Linked DNA regions of Homo sapiens: region 1 is linked to region 2. Evidence: chromatin contacts called from ENCODE Hi-C or POLR2A ChIA-PET data. All regions are on one chromosome and are shown on one strand. Each heading gives the region's core, a stretch centred on a gene start or an enhancer-like site at or near the end of the contact. The rest is flanking DNA. Distances are from core to core; before and after follow the strand shown. Region 1 overlaps STK24 (serine/threonine kinase 24). Region 2 has its middle 87 kb from the start of STK24-AS1.

Evidence for each region. Hi-C counts contacts between places; a loop is a spot of excess contacts on that map. ChIA-PET counts read pairs that join two places held with the same protein, here RNA polymerase II (POLR2A). Pooled maps may share reads with other maps.
Region 1: a pooled map shows a loop between it and region 2 (12-fold over the local background). The contact joins two enhancer-like sites. A Hi-C loop is called at or near these places in 1 of 168 maps with a recorded cell type or tissue (PC-9), 2 of 37 single-sample maps with no recorded cell type and 7 of 50 pooled maps. POLR2A ChIA-PET finds 5 or more read pairs at or near these places in 3 of 52 experiments (CD4-positive, alpha-beta T cell, OCI-LY7 and activated CD4-positive, alpha-beta memory T cell).

The regions. Positions count from the first base shown.
Region 1 is chr13:98,525,409-98,530,374 of GRCh38, reverse strand. All of the region lies in intron 1 of STK24 (serine/threonine kinase 24), which reads left to right. Among named protein-coding and RNA genes, the nearest start is that of STK24, 49 kb to the left of the region's middle. RefSeq lists enhancers at 1,320-1,489, 4,030-4,349. Within about 2 kb of position 1,459, at least 2 of the 41 ENCODE cell types and tissues checked have a DNase peak (open chromatin) inside an H3K27ac peak, as active enhancers do.
Region 2 is chr13:98,661,824-98,667,273 of GRCh38, reverse strand. No RefSeq gene overlaps it. Among named protein-coding and RNA genes, the nearest start is that of STK24-AS1, 87 kb to the right of the region's middle. Within about 2 kb of position 1,838, at least 2 of the 41 ENCODE cell types and tissues checked have a DNase peak (open chromatin) inside an H3K27ac peak, as active enhancers do.

The sequences.
Region 1 (4,966 bases), core at 210-2,709, 140 kb after region 2:
GTCACCTAATCTGTGACACTGAGAAGGCCAGGAGCTCTGGCAATCTAGTTCCTTTATGGGGGTAAAAACGGAGCTGCCTTAAGTATTCCAGGTGTTTTACAAGACATTCTCTTAGATTCAATTAAGTTTCTCCTCAGAAATTGTTAGGAGTTCTCTTTACACAAACTTTCTGGAAGTATTTGTGTGTGTTTCTGTCTGGGGGCCACAGACAGAAACTGTCATGTCTGGTCCTCTTGACAGCTCTGTGTGTGTGTGTGCGTGTGTGTGTGTATATCTGTGTGTGTTTGCACCCACATACAGGGCCAGTGCCTTTTGCCTTCTTTCTTTGCCGTCATTTTTCCTGCAATTGGCCTTTTGTCTAACATCGGCTTCCTTCTCCAGCAGTGCCAGTGGAGTAGAGCCTTCTTTCCTGGGCCCTGCAGGTAGACCCTTTCTATTTTAAGAGGTTTAATGGTTACCTTTATAAGGCAATTTTAAAGGTCCGTGGATTTCTGCAAATTCTGGTAGCCATGATCTTGCCTCTGTAGTTCCCAGCATCATTTCTTAGACCTAGGAGCCTTTTAAGTTGGGTAGAGTCATTGCATTTGATGGCTGAATGCTCGTTCTGGAAGCCTCGTGTTAGGACCCCAACCACACCCATCCCTGGACCTACAGGGGCCTCTGGACCCCCCTGTTTGGTGGTTTGTTTGTCTTTTCCTCACCCCAGCCTCAGCAACCAAGGATCTATTCTCCACCAGTCAAATTTTGTCACCTTGAGAATTTTCTATAAAGGGACTCATACTGTATATGACCTTTGGCGCTTGTAGACAGTATTAAGAAGTTGGATGACAAGAGGGTAAGTGAGGGGATTAGAAAGGAGCTTTGGGGTTTAGATTCACAAGCTGAGTGTGACCTCAGTGTGAAGGGCAGTGGGTCGTCCCCAGTTGTTTTAAGCAGTGAAGGAAACCGTGAGCTTTTAGGAAGATCAACTCTGACAGCAGGTCACAGGCAGGTCTTGAAGTGGATCAGTTGGAGGCTGCTGCTGTGGGGGAGGGAGGGCCAGGCAGTGACCTGGAAGGGGCTGGATGGAGAGACGCTTCGGAAGAACCATGACGCGGTTTGCATGTTGGGGTGAGAGAGGAATGGGGGTGCAGAGGTTTCCAGCTTTAGAAATGGTAGGTAGCAACACTGTTAACGATGAAACACGTGGTGGGGGGCCTGGGGAGAGGGAGACGGCGGGTATGGAAGGGTGAGCTGGAATGGTAGCCACCAGCATGGGTCTGTGGGTGGTAGCGCCAGACAGGCCAACAGGTAGGTTTCCACCTGCGTGCCCAGTTGGCCAAATCGGTGGTGACTGGCTGGGGTGAGTAGATTCTGAGGCTCGGTTCAGCTCTAGGAGAGTGTTTGTGATTCATTAGAGATGCTTGCCAAGGCCAGAGTGGTGAGAGTCCGTGCCTGCAGCCAACTCCCCTTCCCTGCTCCAGGCTCAGCTTCCTTCCAGCATCCTCCCGCCCGCTCCAGTAGGGATAGTGGTGTGAGAAGTACCGGGTATTAGAGCACGTCACCCTCAGTTTCTTTTTGTTTTCATGGAAAAGCGTAGAGAAGCTTGGTTTCAACCAGAGTAGTTGAGTGTGGTTTGACTGTGCAAGTGGTACATTTGGAGCTGAGTAACACTGAAAGTTGATTGGTAATGCCACATGCATTTTTCATTGCCAGAAATGATCAAAAGAAGATGATGACAGCTATTCAGGTTTAAAAATATAAAATACTTCAGTCATCATAGAACAATTTTAAAGAATTCTTTCAAGGGATTATGGAATATAATAAAGTGTTGTGTTGTATTGTGGAATGGCCCTGCTTCTGAGCTGCAGAAGGGCAGAGCTTCGGAATTGTCTTTGTAACTCTTGGGTGGGTAATAGGATACTTCGCACTTGGGTTTTCTCCTCAAAGGAGCCGGAACCCTGGAGGCCTGGCTGGAGTTGCTGGTTTTGCCCCCCACCTAGACTGGGCTGAGGGGACCATGTTTTGTGAGATGAGAGGGAGCAGGAAAACACCCACCTTCTGGCGTTCTCATTGAGCGCAGAATCAGTCTGTAAATCAGAAGATACCTCCATCTGTCTTTCTCATTCATTTAGGTTTTCGCCTTGCAAGGTAGGTGTGGTCATGACATTGGCCAGGCAAACCCCCAGGTCATGGCCGTTCTGTGTAGTCTGTGAAGGGAGCCCGAGACTGATGGGCCCGGGTCTGTCCTGGACCTCCCGCCCTGGGCCAACCTGCATATCCTCATGAATGAGAGTCCGGTGGCCCAGTGGGAACCCAGGGGTCAGCCTGATGGAGACGGCTCTCTCCAGCTTTGCGGAGGCCTGATTATTAGCCTAGGGAGCTGTGGCTGAGGAGACCATCGCCCCCAGAGCTCTCCTTTTGCTTTCTGCCGTTGAGTCAGGCCCAGAGAGGTACAGGAGCTGGCGGGGCTGCAAGACGCCAGCATGAACTGGGGCTGCAGTCACAGCAGGGGACATTTGTTCCAATAAAGCAGGTGATGACTGTCCCTCCCCTTGTTTTGGGATTTTCGACGGTGTGCCTCTGAACCCCTCTGGTCTCCCGTGGCCGCTGGCTCTGCGTCTGTGGCTGGGTGGTGCTGGTGAGGCAGTGCTGGGCCCCCCACCTCCCTTGTGGCTCACCCGGTCCTGGTCCCGTGTCCTCTGCATCCAGGAGCCTCCCCGCTCAGGTTTGCCTGCGGGGCCTGTGTGCCCTCCCCAGTCGTTCAAGGCACAGGGGCACATGGAGGTGGGTTCAGAGAAGAGTGGGGAAGGGGGTGCCGGTGGCCCGTGGGAGAGTTGCCCAGGTGTGGGCACAGCCTCTGTGTCAGGGCTCCCTCGGATGCTCTTGACTCTGATCTGGCCTTTGAGGTCTTAACTTTCGTCCTCACTGGTGGCCCGCGGAGCATGATTCCCGGCACCTTGCCCCTTTGCAGGCCACATGTTCCCACCGCTCTAATTGGGGTGGGGTCTTGGCCACTGGAATCAGATGTCATCTCCATCTCTGGGCTTTTTAGATGAAGTGGAGGGAGAAGGGCAGACTTTTTTTTGGTATAGCTGAGGTCTCACTTTGTTGCCTAGGCTGGTCCCAAACTCCTTATCTCAAGTGATCTGTGGGCCTCCCAAGGTGCTGGGATTACAGGTGTGAGCCACCACGCCCAGCTCTGCTGTGTGCACACATACATGGGCCCTCTGATTTTTCAGTTATTCTCAGTGGCTGGCCATTCCCTGTGAAGAGTGATAGGCCCACATCTACACAAAATGGAAATAAACTCCAAAAGGATGCCGATGAGAATTACAAAACAAATTTCTACTTCCGAGTGTGTATCGATATATGTCACTGCCTCTTCTCAGGGAATCTGACACATACACAGAGTGACCATATGGGCGTGTTATCCTCACATGGGGTCGGTATCAGCAGGCCGATTTCCACCTGGCAAGCGTCTCATGAAAACGCGCCTGTGGACAGTGGTCCTGCATATCTGAATAACGTGTTCTACACCCGCACTACTGGGATGGGCCATGAAGCTGATGAGCAAATTCCAGGAAGCCATTTGTGGTCCTTTCCAATCACGTTTCCCAAGTCTTGGCCAGGAGCTGACAAGCGGTCACTCACTCACTCCTCCCCACAGCAGAAATGCACAACCCAAGTTTCTTGAAAAACAGAATAAAATTTAAAAAGAAGTAAAGGCTACCTAATTAAGCAGCAGAAGACAGTTAAATAAACTTGAATGCAGCCATGTAATGGAATATTTGCTTTTTTGTTTCTAATGACATGGTCCCAAGCCTAGTACAGTGAGGAGACAGGAGCTTGCTGGCTAGGTTCAAACCCCTCCACCGCCCTCTGCCAGCTCTGGGACCAAGGGCAAGATACTCAATATCTCTTCTGCTCAGTTTGCTCATCTGTAAAATGAGGTAGACAGAAGTACTTTCCTCTTAGCTTTGTCATGAGAATGTGCTGAGACAGTTCATGTAAAGCTCCTGACCCAGAGCCTGGAACAAGTACACCCTCAATAAATCCACTCCTATTAGGCTGGCTACACGCTGTGTGCACTGCAGGGGGAAAATGCCTGAGTCATATTGGGACACTGAGACAACAATTTTGCATCCACGAAAAAAATTATACATACAGCTTGACAAAGGACAAAGCATCTGTTCACAGAAAGAAGACTGAGAGAAAACAGGACAAAAATTGTTTAAAAACCAGAAAAAGCAAAGACGGACCTGTTTCGAAAGCCCCTTTCACCCCAGCATACTGCCAATGCTCCTCCCTCCACCGCACTCCAGCCACCATCCCTCACCCGCTCAGCTTTCCAGCTGACCAACCCTGACTTACCCAACCAAAGCCTGTCCTTCAGGTCGGGCGGGCGTGGTGGCTCTTAACCCCGAGGTCCCCCAGAAGGGGAAGTTGGGCTGTTAAAATTCTTGGGGGGATTTTAGGGAATTGGAAAGTTGTGAGTAGAGAAATCAGTATTCGAGTGCCTTCTATTCAGACCCTGCATGGGATGTGTCAGACACCTCCACAGGTGCTGGATCCTCACTCTCAGTTGCCCTTAATGCAGAGATAGATACTATTATTTATCATTGTCTTTTTATCCCTGAACCCTTTCCTCAGAGGAGCAAGCCCCAGGGCTCATCAGTGTGAGGCGGCTTGTGGGGCTCGAGGCTCGGTGAGCTCGGGAAGGGGAAGTCACTCCCTTGTGCTTCCCTTGGTCATAGAGAAGCCGATCCTCCTGCCTATACCGGGGTGGCGAGCCCGGCTCCACTGTAGGGACAAGGCATCTAATTGATATTTTTGAGTGCTGAGTCCAGGGCCTGGGGAGGGGGTGCTGTGTGCAGGCTGCTCCCATCCCCGCCCCCATCCCCTAGTCTTCTTGCCCTAGGGGAGGTGACTTTGGAGGGGAATGTTGGGGAGCGGGGGTTGTCCATGTGTCCTGACCTCCCACTGC
Region 2 (5,450 bases), core at 589-3,088:
CTGGGCTAGTAGAAGAGTGTTATTATTCAATCTCCTGACTCTGACTAATTGTACTCTAGTTAGGTAACAGAATGCCTTTGTTCTTATGAGATACTATACTATGAGAGAGAGAGAAAGAGAAAGAAAGAATGAGAGCAAGAAAGCAAACATGTAACAATGGCTAGAATTGGTGTATTCAGGTAAAGATTGTATGAAATTTGTTGAATTCGTTGTACTATGTTTTAGTAGAACAGGCTGGAGTGCAGTGGCACGATCTCGGCTCCCTGCAACCTCCGCCTCTGGGTTCAAGCAATCCTCCCTGCCTCAGCCTCCTGAGTAGCTGGGATTACAGGTGTCCACCACCATGTCTGGCTAATTTTTGTATTTTTTAGTAGAGACGAGGTTTCGCCATGTTGACCAGGCTGATCTTGAACTCCTGACCTCAGGGGATTGCCTGGCTCGGCCTCCCAAAATGCTGGGATTACAGGCATGAGCCACTGAGCCCAGCCTCATTATTCTAGTCTTGTAATTTTTCTGATGCCTGAGATTTTCTTCAGGGTAAAAATTTTGAATGAAAAATGAAAACGTCATCGTAAATTGTTAAATCAAATATTAACAGCATGCTTTGGAAAGACAGACGTAAAAGGATTTCCAATTCATTTAATTCTATGGCAAATATTTCTGAGCATCTCTTCCAGGCATATAATCAAGATGAAGTAAGATATTGTAGCAGTGAGCTTGCCCCCTCCCCATTACCTGCTCTGGCATCTCATGGGGTCCTCAGTCCCATTAACTGATGTCATCAGTGTCAGTTCCAAACCAGGTGTTATCTGGCTTGCTACAAGAGCTATTTTTTAAAATGCCTGTACCTATGATGTATGTTTCTTCCTTTATCTGTTTATTCCAAAGATTTCTTGAATTCCAGTGTATTTTGCGTTAACAGTCTGACCAAGCCTGCTTCTACACTTAATCAATATGGCAGCTGTGCCCTTGCCACAGGGTTTTCAGAGAAAGCCAATACAGGAGCAGAACCTTCTCAATCTAGAGAGTGGGGCTCAGCCAGCCAACAGCCACAGGAAGGGGCCATGCAGTGAGACCAAGGCTTAGACTCTGAGAGATGGAAAGTTCTTTCAGAGAACCTGACAATGGACAGTAGGGGCAGAGCCATGAGCGCAAAGCTTCAAAGGTAGACTTAGGGCATGAGACGAGATCCCAGTGCTAGAGGGACCAAGGCCTCTGGACCAAAGAACTCAGACCAGGAGCAGGACAAGAGGAGGTCCAGGTGCTAAAATGCTAGTACCAACCAGGGCCCTGGGCTCAAAAGAGAAATGCAGCTGTCCCTACCTTTAGAAGAAAAGGAGATTAGTGGAGGGTAAGCTGTAAGACTAATGTCACAAGCTTTTGAGCTCACAACTTCTCCAGCTATTTTGTTTACCCCTTGACCTTTGCCCTCATTGTTCTTCATTGTCCCCACCCCAACCCCTCCACAGACCAGTCATGGAGAGTGAGGGAGAGTCAGCCTGAAGGTCTTTGTGACCACAGGTGCATCAAATGTTTATTTTGGCCAAATGGGAATGGTTGAGTGTTAAATTCAATATTCAGCTGATGCTGAAGCCAAAAATAATCATCAAAGACTAAACCTCTGGGCTACAAAAATAAACCTGAAATTTCATCAAAAATTATTTATTATTTCAATGTTATCAAGAATTTAAGAAGTCAGTTTTTAAATTTTGACGTTTCAACACAAAAGCAATTTCTTTCGTGGCCACAAAACCACATTTTTGTGAGATTTGTCACTCACTTTCCAATAAAGTCAGTGGGGGAGCAAGATTTCTGGGGGATTACCTTTGCCAGGGCAGGCATTGGGGTTGATCATGTTTACCAAGTTATTAAGCTTCCTTTCTTCTCCAAGTGGCAAGCAACAAAGGCAAAGATGTATTTGTTCTTTAACTCCTGAGCTTACTGATTTGATCAATGGCAAAAATACAAGCTCATCAAAGCAATCCCATAAACTAAGACCTGTGCATTGCTTAAAGAATGTGTTTTCTGGGTGTTTTCATTACACATTAATCTGGAATATTTACTCATATCTGCAAGCAAGTATTCAGGTATAATAATTAACCTGAACAGCATTCATCACTACATTGATTAGACTTAATGGTAACCTAGGTACATGAGGTCAGGATGTCCAAAAAAGCAATGAAGTTTGCTGTCAGACACTCTAAAGGCAATCCTAACCACAAAGCTGAATGACAGACTTTGGCCAAATGCACAGGCTAAATGAAACTTCCTTGCTTCCTTATCTGCTACCAGATGCTTTTCAAGGTTTTCAAAGGTTTCCCGGTCTTTCCACTGAACAGTTTTCAGGAATATGAGAGATACAGAATTCAGACCACATGGCAAATGACTCCCAAGGGTCCCTGGTCACTGCCAGGAACACTTAAGCATCCCTGGGGATGCATGGCTCAAACCCCACAGGTTGCCACATTTGTTCAGTCTGTTGGGGCATACAGAGGCAGAATCTATCCTAAATCCATACCATCTAGAGTAGTGTCCAATGCAGAGTTGGCCATCAATACATTTTTGTTAAAAGGAATCAACAAGTGAATGAATGTATGGTCGGTAGAATGTGGCAATGTTGATATTTCATTTAAGAGAAGACCAGCAGTTATCCACCTTGAAAACATCAGGCAATGACCTGTCTGGAGGCAGAGGATTTGAATTTGTGATTTATTTGCCTTTTTTTTTTGACATTTGATTGTTTTGTTAGAAACCCACCAAATAGATGCCTGAGGCTTTGAGGGAATGTTTTAGAAACAGTAGAACACCCACTCCACTCAGAGCTCCAGAAGCCATAGGGAGGACAGGGGCTGCAGTTCCAGAAAGGACTAGATTGGGAAAAGATGACTTGGAAGGGAAACAAAAGAACATCAACGTGTAGCAGCCGCGACTCCCTGGCAGGTTCCTCCTCTGCGTAGGTGTCAGTGCCCGAGCCACCCGTGGAGCAGGCTTCTTTAGTCACAGTTGAACATCTCTGACTCACCACCTGACATGGGTTGTGCTCGTATTTTCCATTATAGAAACTGTATCTGGTGAGTCAGGACCAGAGAGAAACGTGAGACTTGTGGAGGTGTCAGAGGCATTCGAACCACAGCGACTCCATCTTGAGTGAGGGCTGGAAAATGAGGCTGGGGCTTGCTGGGCTGTTTTCCCAGAGAGTCAGGCATTCTGAGCCTCTAGAGTTTACGGTTAAGGGAACAGATTGATAATACTTACTAGACAGACCCAGACTTGGGAATGTCCAGATATCCAATATCTGGAAAACAAAGGCATTCCTAATTTTGTTTTAAAGTTAATAATATTGATTCTTACAAAATATAGTAATTAAATGAAATTAATCCTTTATCACAAACCCTTGTAGAAGAGCACATCTTCCCATCATCTTTTTTTAGTCATATATATACACACACACGTATACATATATACACACACATATACATATGTGTGTGTATATATATACATACAATGTGTGTATATATATATACATACAATGTGTATATGTATACACATACAATGTGTGTATATATACATTGTATATATATGCATATATAATGTATATATACATAGTATATATATGCATATATATACAATGTATATATACGCATATATATACAATGTATATATATACGTATATATAAACAACGTATATATACATGCTTGTACCTAGGGCAGACGCGCTCTTCCTCTTACTTTCCGGAATGCCCTACTCTGTCTATGGAGTAGCCTGTTCTTTCACCACTTTACTTTCTTATTTATTTAATTATTTATTTATTTTGAGATGGAGTCTCACTCTGTCACCAGGCTGGAGTGCAGTGGCACGATTTTTGCTGTGCACTGCAGACTCACCCATCATTCTTTCTTTCGAGAGATAAAAGAACCCTCTCTTGGGATCTGGATCAGGACCCCTTTTCTGTAACAGAGGGTAGGCGTTTAGGCTCTGTGGGGAGAAGGAAAGGTGATGTAAGCCCTCACAGGTCCCCACCTTGGCCAGAGAAGTGTTCCCTAGCATGAATGAGGACCCCCAGCCCAGGTCTCGCGCTGGGCTGCAGGGAGCATTTGAAGGGGGAAACTGCGCCACTCCTGCTAGTTTTCGTGGGTGATGTCAGTGCCAGGCTTGATCACTGGCAGGTTCCGGGGTCAGCCCTCTGAACCAGTCCCTGATTCCTGAAATCTGGCAAATACAAATTAAAAACAAAGGTGTAATTCTCCCAGCTGAAAAGAAAGGGATGCCCCACCTTTCCCTTTTCTTCCAGAAGTTATTTCTCCATCCTTTTCAAATGTATGTGAATCTTTTTTTTTTCTTTTTTTTTTTTGAAATGGGATCTTGCTCTGTCACCCAAGCTGGAGTGCAGTGGCATGATCTTGGCTCACTGCAACCTCTGCCTCCTGGGTTCAAGCGATTCTTCTGCCTCAGCCTCCCGAGTAGCTGGGATTACAGGCACGCACCACCATACCCGGCTAATTTTTGTATTTTTAGTAGAGACAGGGTTTCACCATGTTAGCCAGGCTGGTCTTGAACTTCTAACCTCAAGTGATCCGCCTGCCCCTCGGCCTCCCAAAGTGCTAGGAGTACAGGCGTGAGCCACCGTGCCTGGCCTATGTGAGTCTTTTTAATGGTTAAATAAGCCAGTCTTACAACTCAGAAATGTTTCCTCGGGGACCCAGGGGGAGCCCCCTCTTTGCAATGGAATCATCCAGGACAGGAGCGTCCCTCCTGTCTCCCACTTTCCTGGGAGGAGAAGAACCTAGAGCATCACCTGACTCCACATTGTAAAATCTGCCTAATGTCAGAGCCATGACACCTTTAGCTGTCACCTGCAATGCTCATCTTGTTCTGGTTTAGATGCTTATTCAATGATAACAGTATCTTCTTCCTCTCTATCTTTCAGGAGAGGTTTTCTGGGCTGGGAGTGGATTTTTAAAAACTTTAATTCTATTTCGCCAACACTTTGTGCAGCACCAGGCATGCAGACTTCATGTCAGGGCCGAGGCCAGAGATGCAAATCTTCTCTGTTAATCAGACAAAGGGGGGCCAGACCCCACGCTCTGGCTTCTTCTCCAGATTCCAAGCCACCGATTTTTCACTCACAGACTTTGTGTTGTGGGCAGAACATGCTCTATCGGCATCAAAATATTGAGCCCAAATCTACAGGAACAGAGTTCCGTAAGTTACCCACGAAGGGCTGTTGCCAGCCCACGTGCTTTGATTGGGTCTCCAGGCTGAGAGGCCAGGTGGGTGGCGAGGTTCCTATGAATTGCACCACTCTGGGTGGCTTCAGATCTCCTGGCTCACTGTCCTCTCACTCCAGCAAGCCAGCTAAATTAAAGCGTCCCTCCCATTGCACAGGACACCAATCACCTGGGCATCTTTCCCTGAGACACACAGCCCGGAGCTATCATGAGCGAGCTGT